Linked DNA regions of Homo sapiens: region 1 is linked to region 2. Evidence: read pairs that join two places in POLR2A ChIA-PET (ENCODE). Cell type or tissue: MCF 10A. All regions are shown on one strand. Each heading gives the region's core, and the rest is flanking DNA. Links, peaks and the distances in the headings are about the cores only.

Region 1 (4,395 bases), core at 260-4,259, 420 kb before region 2:
ATGTTATTGCTACTTTCACTGTCACTAATTTAGCTAAAATTTTCTAGGAATGAGAACATGGTAAAGGGATTAGGAGACAGAATGGAAAAGAAACTGAGTGTGGGAGGCAGGTTTTAGGACTACTCACTAAAGCAGGGATTCACAACTAATATATGTCAATGAATAGCAAATAATGATATTGTCTCAATCCAACTGGCAAATCAATTCAACTAAGAATTTTTTTAAAAAAAGAATTAACGAAGGGTAAACTTTTTTAAGTAGGGAGTTTCCCTTCCTTAAAAAAGTATTTTCCCAGAGGGTAGAATTAATACACATGTATGATAGAAAGTTTAGAAAATTCAGTTAAATATAAAGAGGAAAACAATAATCACTCATAATTTTTCCAGCCAGAAATAAATATCATTCCTAACATTTTAGGAATTCAGTATTTAGAATTCCTAAAATAACATTTTAGTTATTCAGTATTTTTCTACACATATTAAAAGTCACAATTTGGATTGTAACATATAATTGTTTTATGATCTATTTTATTCATATTATGAGCATTTCCATATGATTAGTCATTCATTTATATCATGAATGTCATGTACGTATTTATTTTTCCAAAATACTTATTTTTGGATCAAAGTTTTCACTATCATAAGTAACACCATGAGCATAATCTTTGTTCAACCATCTGATCAAAAAGAATAATATGTAAATTCTGAGAAATGCAATTACTAGATAAAACACATTCAAAATTTTGAAATATCTTTTGTTTCTATTTTTGTTTCCCTGTTTTTTGAAATATACAGGAAGTAAGCGCATTCCTATTCATTTCTGAGATGGCATTTTATACAAATGTTCCAAATAAGTAAACATCTGTAAAAGACAATTTTCTTGAAATAAACGTGCCTAAAAGGCTTTGCTGCTGAAGTCATTCATTAAAACGAAATGTTGATCATGGTCATTGTGATCAACAAAGAATAAAGTGAGTTTTCACTAGCAATAGCAGAAAACGAAACTGAACTAAACCTATGTATAATTATATTTTATATCGTACCTGTAATTCGTGCTCGTATTTGTGGAATGTACCCGCATATAATGTAATGAACTATTCTGAGAACTATGTAAATACTGCTTCACAATCAGATAAAAACAAGAAATAAATGATATGTTTGCAGAAAGACATTCACATGTTTATATATGTATTTTGAAGCTCGTTTCAAACAGTGGTGAGTTAATATTTCATTAAAAAGCACGCTTTTACCTGATGAGATTTTGTGAGGTTAAGAAGTGATTATTCTAATGAGGACTCACAAAAGAACATTCTGTCCACACTGAAAATACTTCGTGAGACGAGAGAAGAGAGGAGGAGCACACAGATTTAATCCAGAAAAACATCACTTTGCTTCTTCAGCTGACTGAGCTCTTTCAAAACATGACCTCTGCAGCTACCAGCTTCAGTGACACATAGTTAGGCAGGCATAAGGACCTCAAAGAAGTACCCTTAAAACTCATGTTCCCGCAAAGACAGGAACTTGTCCCAAGTTGGCACATTTTGAAAGACATTTAGTGGGGGTGAGGATAGGTGCATCATTGCACTCACATGTCTGCAGAGCCTGTGAACTGGAATTAATTATTCATCTTTGGTCTGGCTTGAAGGAAATACTCTACTGTAGCTAGTGTAAGAACAGCGAATGTAGAAGCACAATTTGTATTAACAACAGACCATTCTGACAGCTTGTGATCTCATAAACCTTCTGACACGCCTGGGCTACTACAAACATTCATGTATATTGCCTATATTTCTGCCTGCTTCAGAACTTAATCTGGAGTATATAAAATGCTGTTATCTCCCCAATGGTATATATTCTTAATGAAACTAAGATAATATATAGAAGTTCACATTTCAATGATATTTTTCTAGTAGCTACTGATTGCAGTCAATGTAAACCAAGTTATACTTTTATTTATCCAGACGGAATCTTTAGAGCCGGCTGGCATGTGCAGACAAGAAGCCACTGTGAGGTTTGGGGGTTGTAAGGCTGAGGACAAGAATGAAGCCACAGAGCTCAGGCCTGTCTCTGCAGGCCAGCACCACCTCCAGCCCTGCAGCTCCATCAAGCTTGGGGTTTCGGGGGTGGGGTGGGGCACTCCAGGAGCTACAAGATGCAAATAACCAAGTGAGGCAAGATCTGCCTGCGTTATTTCCCAGTGCTTCTAAAGTACTCAACTGTGGACACCTACCCAAGCACTAGTTAGAACCTGTTTAGACATGAGGGCCTCTAAAGCAAAGACTTTTCTGCAAATTCTCCAAGTAAAATGACCATGTCTGCATCCTGGAAGAATTGAGGCACAGCACAGCAACTGGCAGTAAGATGATCTCTCTTGAATTCATCCATGTAGGGCAGGGGGAGTCGCTTTAATGGGCATTTCCCCACTCTCTCCTTCAGGGTAGAACAAATGTTATATTAAAGGAGCTTTGGCTGTTTGCCACTGGTCAGGATGAAGAGACTGAAAAGCTTGTCAATGACTATTCACTTCCCGACTGGTTGCTGCTCATTTTTTACCATGCATACCAAGAGCCCAACCTCCCATGAAGGAGGACAGTGGGAAAGTAGAGACTTTAATACAGCACTAAGATATATTCACCATCACATTTTCCTGAAATAGAGCTGATTGTATCAGAGAGGTTTCATTGCACTCCCAAGTAAGAAGACTGAACCAGCTTCTAACTGTTGCTAGTCTAGCAGCAAGTGTTTAAACATTATAAGGTCCTACAAAAATCTACCCTCCACTTCACTTTGAAAATCCAGAAAGCTCTCCTATATTTGAATATCAACAAGCCAAATTTCCCATTATTCATAATTCAGTAGGACAGCTGAAGGCTGCTCAGGGCCTTATAAAACTGTTGTAGACAGCCCTGAATGTCCCCTGCTTCCCACCACCCAGAGCCTGGGATCATGCAAGCTGGGAGAGAAGCTACAGAGGTAGTGCCGTGTTTGGTGGAGTGACCTCTGCAGCCTCCCTCCCTCAGAGTGAGAATTTTATGTAATTCTTATCTGCAGTTGGGAATAAAAGAAGTTTGATTCCTAGACACTGAAATACACGAAAGTTTATCATGCCACCCTTTTCCATTTCTTAGGAGAAATGGAAAAAGAACACTCCAAACCTGGCCACTACCTGAGGATGTGTAAAGAGGTTTTCTGCAGGCAATTAGACCCCACTACAGTGGAAGCTTGTAGAACATCACACATCGACAGTCTGAAATGCACCACAAGAACTGCTCGAAGAGTGTGTCACTTTCACACTTACCTGACCGTGGGATGGAAGTGCAGCGTAAGCCATGGGCTGATTCATCACTCCTTTCTGCTTCATGAGAAGCAGGCGTTTCTGGTCTTCGCTCAGGTGTGCCCTGGGGGCCTGGAGCTGTGGAGGTGGCGGCTGCTGCTGCTGCTGCTGCTGCTGTTGCTGTTGCTGCTGCTGTTGCTGCTGCTGGATATACGGCATCAAGGGGTTTTTGTTGGGGTTGGCCACTGGTGGTGTCATCCTCTGACTCAGGTCTGCATTGAAGTGGGTCAGGGGTTTAGTGTTGCCATAAGTCAGAATATTGTGCTGTTTGTTTAAGGAGTTTGTACCCAAGTTATTTGGCTGCTGATTGATCATATTCATGTGATTCTGAGGGAGGTAGTTATTCATTGTTGTCTTCTGCAGGTTGTTTGCCATTGGAGGCACTATAGGGTTTTGGTTGTTAAAGGCTTGGGGGTACATCATTGGGCTATTTGGTTTTTCTGCAGTAAAAGCTGCTCCATATGGACTAGAGGGAGGTCCTAAGGGAGACCAATTTGAAGTCTGATTTGAGTGCTGTTGCTGCTGCTGCTGCTGCTGCTGCTGCTGCTGCTGCTGCTGCTGCTGCTGCTGCTGCTGTTGCTGTTGCTGTTTCTGCTGCATGAGTTTGGCCCTTTGTTGCTGCTGTGCAGCCATCTGTTTGAGCTGTTCTGCTGGAGACATGTCAGAGCTGGGCACAGCCACAGGCCCTGACGCTGAACCGGCCACTGTCACTGCTGCCGGATTCAGGAGATAACCATTTCCAGGCCGAGGTGGAGCTTGGCCTGGAGTGTGGGCTTGGTTTGGAGTTTGAGGGGACTGGACAGCACAGTTTGCTGGTGAGCTTGCAGGGTTTGGAGCTGCGGGAGTGCTGGCAACAGAAGGTAAACTAGTGGCCGTGGAGACAGTAGAAAAGGGAGGACCAGAAGAAGAAGGCCTCGCCTGGGGAGATCCCATGGAGACATGTGCGAAGGGAGAGTGAGAGGGGTCGCTCTTCACGCTCGCACTCTCCTGGGAGAGAGGGGTCTCAGTTGCTGGCTGCGAGAATTCTGGCTCCTTCTTCTCTTCAAAGTCTTCGTTGAACAG
Region 2 (4,395 bases), core at 152-4,151:
ACCCAGACAACACTGGAGGCCTGGTGTGACCACAGGGGAAATGTGGACACTGCCAGAGACATCCCCAAACAGAGAGACAGAGGGGCTGGAATACTACCACTTCTTTCTTTCCCCTGCCCTCTAATTCCTGCTAGGATTTCCCTCTGGCCTAACTTAAGTGGAAGCCAGCTGGTCAGGACCCCTAGGAAGTATGTTGTAGGTAGGAGAAGGTGGGGAATGATCGACATTCCCTTGCACAGTATTTGTAGATGATTCTCAAAGAGAAGCAATGATTGTCTCCAGTAAATAGATTTATAATAGTGGAATTAGGCATGAAGTGAGGCAATATTTGGGAGCAAGTTCTTCTTAGTGACTGCTGTGGTCTGAATGTCTGTGTCCTCCCAAATACATATGTTGAAACCTAGTCCCCAACATGGTGCAATTAAGAGATGGGGCCTTGGGAGGTGATTAATGGGGTCTGTGCTCTTATACAAGAGGCCCAAGGGACGTTGTTCATCTTTTCCACCAAACAAGGATGCAGCAAGAAGGGGCCATCTATGAAGCAGACCCTCACCAGACATCAAATCTGCTGGTGTCTTGATCTTGGACTTCCCAGCTTCCAGAACTGTTGCTTATACATTTCTGTTGCCTATAATTACTCAGTCTAAGGTATTTTATTACAGCAGCCTAATACAGTAACTCTGCAATTAACACTACTCAGTCCTCTGCTGATCTTCTGGTAGAGCATACTCTGCTAAAATCAGTGTTGTTCTGCAGGTAGGGAGTTACCCAGATCTTCTTTGAGCAGTCTGAGGTTCCTTCCACTATGATTGCCTAAAGTTTAGCTCAGTGAAGAATCAGCAATCACTTGTCTTGACCCAAGAATACAAGAGCTAGGGGCTCAGTTAAAGTTCAGGAGGTGCTTATCAAAGTCTATGGTTTCTGCTTCTCTAACTCAGTCCTAGAGATGAAGTCTTATGGTCTACAAAAGTCTACAGCTTCCCTTTCCTTACAAAGATCCTCTATTGTTGTTTATGAGCCCCTCTTGTTCCTCAGGGATCTTGCACATCCCAGAGGAGCAATCTTGGCCTGTCTGAGTTTCTTAGGTTTGATCTAAGTAGCAGATTCAACCACATATGAGTTCTATCAAGGCCGGATGGACACTCATGGATACTGGGTCTCTCACAGAAATCCTATCTCCAAGGAGATGCTATTTCACAATCATTAGGGATTGTATGCCTTTACATTAAATATTTCAAAATTATTTCAAATAGTGGTCATGACAAGAGATGATAATAAGAGGACAGGGAGATTCTATTTTATTTTATCCCAAGAAGCTAATGTTGATGTATATTGCATTGATTTAATATAGTTCACTTAATGTGATTGATCAACCACAGGAAGACGGCCTTTATGGAGACATGATTCTTACTCTTATGCCAATTTAGTCAGGGCTAAGAAGAGGATGTCAGGTATTTGCTGGTGGTAGAGGCTGTGATAAGTTCAGGACTGTGCAGGCAGATCATTGCTTTCAGAGAGTGGGATATGATGAATGTGCTATTCATCTGTTTAGTGCTATTGCCACAATTTGCTGGTTCTTAAACAGAGCTTTACAAAATAGGCTTGTTGTTAGGCCAGGCTGCTAATTGTGCTAGTAATTAAAAATTGGCAGTGCTGAGATTGGCCCATATTCCCTACCTCAAAACCTTCCAAGTCAGCGTTTGCCTTTCACAATGAGCAAAACACCTGCTCTGTTTCCTCCACTCATTTTCTAGGACCTTCAAATGCCACTCAGTTGATGCTTTCACAGAGCCTGGGAGGATTTCTGGTGTTTCATTCAGAAAGACTGTATGCACACTGGAGAAAGCAGGACTATATATAGCCAGGGCCGAGCAGAGGATGACCTCCGTGAATGCTCCAAGGAGCCAAGGACATGACTGCGCTCATGGCCTCAGATCACCCTCCTGCCAAGATTCTTTGATGACACCAAGTTTTGCTAAGATTTTCTGGCTCTGGGAGCCCGTGTGTCGATTCTTGGAGGTTGAGAGCCACGTGGCAGCCTGCAGCTTGCCGGCTTGTCTGTGCACGCACGCTCATGCACTCACATTCACTGAGAGTTGATGCGTCATCCTCCTATATTTATCCAGTTGCTGTTTCAGTGGCTCTGAGAAGTGTCTGGAGAAAAGCAAAGCTGCTTCCTCCTGCTATGCAAGCTGTCTGAGCTCCAGAGACAGGCTCTACTGTCTTGTTCTGTGTGTGTGGAGAAGGGGCATGCAGAACATGGTTCCCAGAGTGCCTGGGTCACTGATGAGATGCCCTCTTTTTTCCCCCAGCCAGTCTAGAGCTTACAGTTCAGGAGCAGGCAGCTTTGGCACTCTAGCCACAGCCCCAGTGTTTTTGCTCACGCCCAGTTAGGTCTAACTGGGAGGGCCATGATGTGAGTAGAATAAACATCTGGGTGAAGAGTTGGAGATGGCCAGGGCCCTGGGGTAAGACAAAGTGGGAGCAATAGCTACAGTAAGGAATGAGTATCTGGAAAGGTATCATTGAGCATAAGAGCTGAAAGGGATCATTGATACCATCTTCCCAAGACAGCTGTTTTACAGGTGAAGAAACTGAGGCCAAGTAGGTGAAGAGTCACGCAGCACCAGTGCTGATCCTGAAGTGATGCACTTTTAATTCTAGAGCAGTGACTTTCCATGACCCTGTGCCCAGCAGGTGGAGCCTCACCTCACAGCTGGCCATTCTCTGGCAAACATCCTGCAGAATGGAAGACCCAAAGACAATGTGCTGAAGACCAACCATGAGTCTCTGTCAGAGGAGTCACTGATAGGTGATGGGAAGTGTGCTGGAGAAGTGGCTGCACTCAGGTCTCTGGCTTCTGCTGGGCCCCCTTCTAACATAGCCTTGTCACCACTCTGTTGCTGAGGCATTGTCACATCCTGTACTCTGGCCACCTCCCAGGCACATCCTTTTACAATCACCACTTTATACTTTGTGGACAAGCACAGTACCCACAGAATAACTCACTCTAGAAAGATTCAAATAGATATATCCAAATAAATCTGGGCTTCTTTGCCATTCCTTAAAGCCTATTACCTCATGATAACATATGCAAGAGAAAAACAAATACCATTCCAAATTCTTGAAGAATGATTAATATATTGAAGCTTTCCTTGAACAGGAGTAAAAGAGAGTTACTCTGAAGTGCCTATTCAAACTTGCAACAAATCCACTTTTCCATTCCTGTCTCCCCCAAACCCCACAGCTCATGGCAGCTACTGAAATTTCTCTTCTCTCTTTCAAAATCTCCAGCCTAGGTTGCCTCTCTTGACACTCCCTCCTTCCCTCTGTCTTGCTATCCTTGCCAAGTTCTAAATGTTTTCATTGCCTCCTTAGGTGGCTCTATGCCCTTTCCCATGTAGATCAAGTAAACCTCTCTTTACTTTCTCCCCATACTTTATCTTTTCTACCCATTTCTCTGACCAGCACACCAAAGGCATCCAAAGGCATAGGAACTGAGCCACTGAAACAATAATCTTCCCTAAAATATGGTGAAGGAGATTATTGTAAATTCTTATGCTTTATATTTTAAAAAAATCTTTGTCACATGAAAATCCAAATCTGATTGATCTTCAACCAGTTGTACTTGGTTGGGTTGCTCCATTGTTGAATTCCTACAGGGCTGGAAGTGATACAATATTAATTAAAGGCTCTTTAAAGATGATGCTTCCTTATTTCAAATAGGCTTCTGCTGCTTCTCATCCGGGGGAAGTCACAAGTTTCTCTCCTGGATAGCACTCTTCTTAGGACGTTATGGGTGCATTACCAGCTGCCTGTTGCCAGTGGGATTGGTATATCCTTTTTTACAAGGTTCTGGTCAAATCTTAAATAAATTCTGAAGAACAATAAACCCTTCAGGAACTTTCGCTCTATGTGCAATGTGTCTGTAAAGCAGCAACCAGTAGGCATAGAGCATTTGACATAATTTCTTGCATTGTTGGGAACCTTCCTTCTCCCTCGTGCATTCCTGCTTTGGACAATATGATAGGAGTTTTCATTCTTTTGAAAGCATTGGGAAAAGTAGCTTTAGCCCCTCTCAGCCCTGTTCACTTTTCCCTGAGGGACTAGTCATGATTTAGCTGCCTGGTGAAGTGGGGAGTTTCTCCAGGCTCATGGGAAACTCTGCTCTTCCTGTCCCTTCTTCTTCGGATCTCCCCCCGAGGGTGGGTGTGTTTTGCCCACCTCCTGTCTTGTGGGTGGCAGTCATGATGGGGTTAGGAGCCAGCTCTGCTTCCAGGGCCAGGTCTCAAATCCTAGCTCTCACTTTGTTCCAGTGTAGAGACATAGCAGATGCAGATGATGCAGCTGTTTTGCTCTGTGTGTGTGCTCTGAGGAGCCAACCCTTCCTTGAGT

What was found. ChIA-PET counts read pairs that join two places held together with the same protein. Peaks named below come from ENCODE experiments on the same cell type or tissue, not always from the same donor. Only the 100,000 strongest peaks of a DNase experiment are listed, where the experiment ranks them.
Region 1: POLR2A ChIA-PET joins it to region 2 with 5 read pairs; 1 of 35 experiments calls an interaction of 5 or more read pairs at or near these places.

What each region holds. Positions count from the first base shown.
Region 1 is chr4:139,886,060-139,890,454 of GRCh38, forward strand. MAML3 (mastermind like transcriptional coactivator 3) reads right to left here. Exons shown (of 5, transcript NM_018717.5): 2 at 3,298-4,395. Among named protein-coding and RNA genes, the nearest start is that of MGST2, 220 kb to the left of the region's middle. RefSeq lists an enhancer at 1,988-2,127. In MCF 10A, for the core only: no CTCF peak of the experiment used is centred there; DNase peaks (open chromatin) are centred at 2,192, 2,472 and 3,352.
Region 2 is chr4:140,306,581-140,310,975 of GRCh38, forward strand. The region is part of intron 2 of SCOC-AS1 (SCOC antisense RNA 1); the gene reads right to left. It also overlaps a transcript of SCOC not described here. Among named protein-coding and RNA genes, the nearest start is that of SCOC-AS1, 65 kb to the right of the region's middle. In MCF 10A, for the core only: a CTCF peak has its summit at 2,699 (motif pointing right); a DNase peak (open chromatin) is centred at 2,051.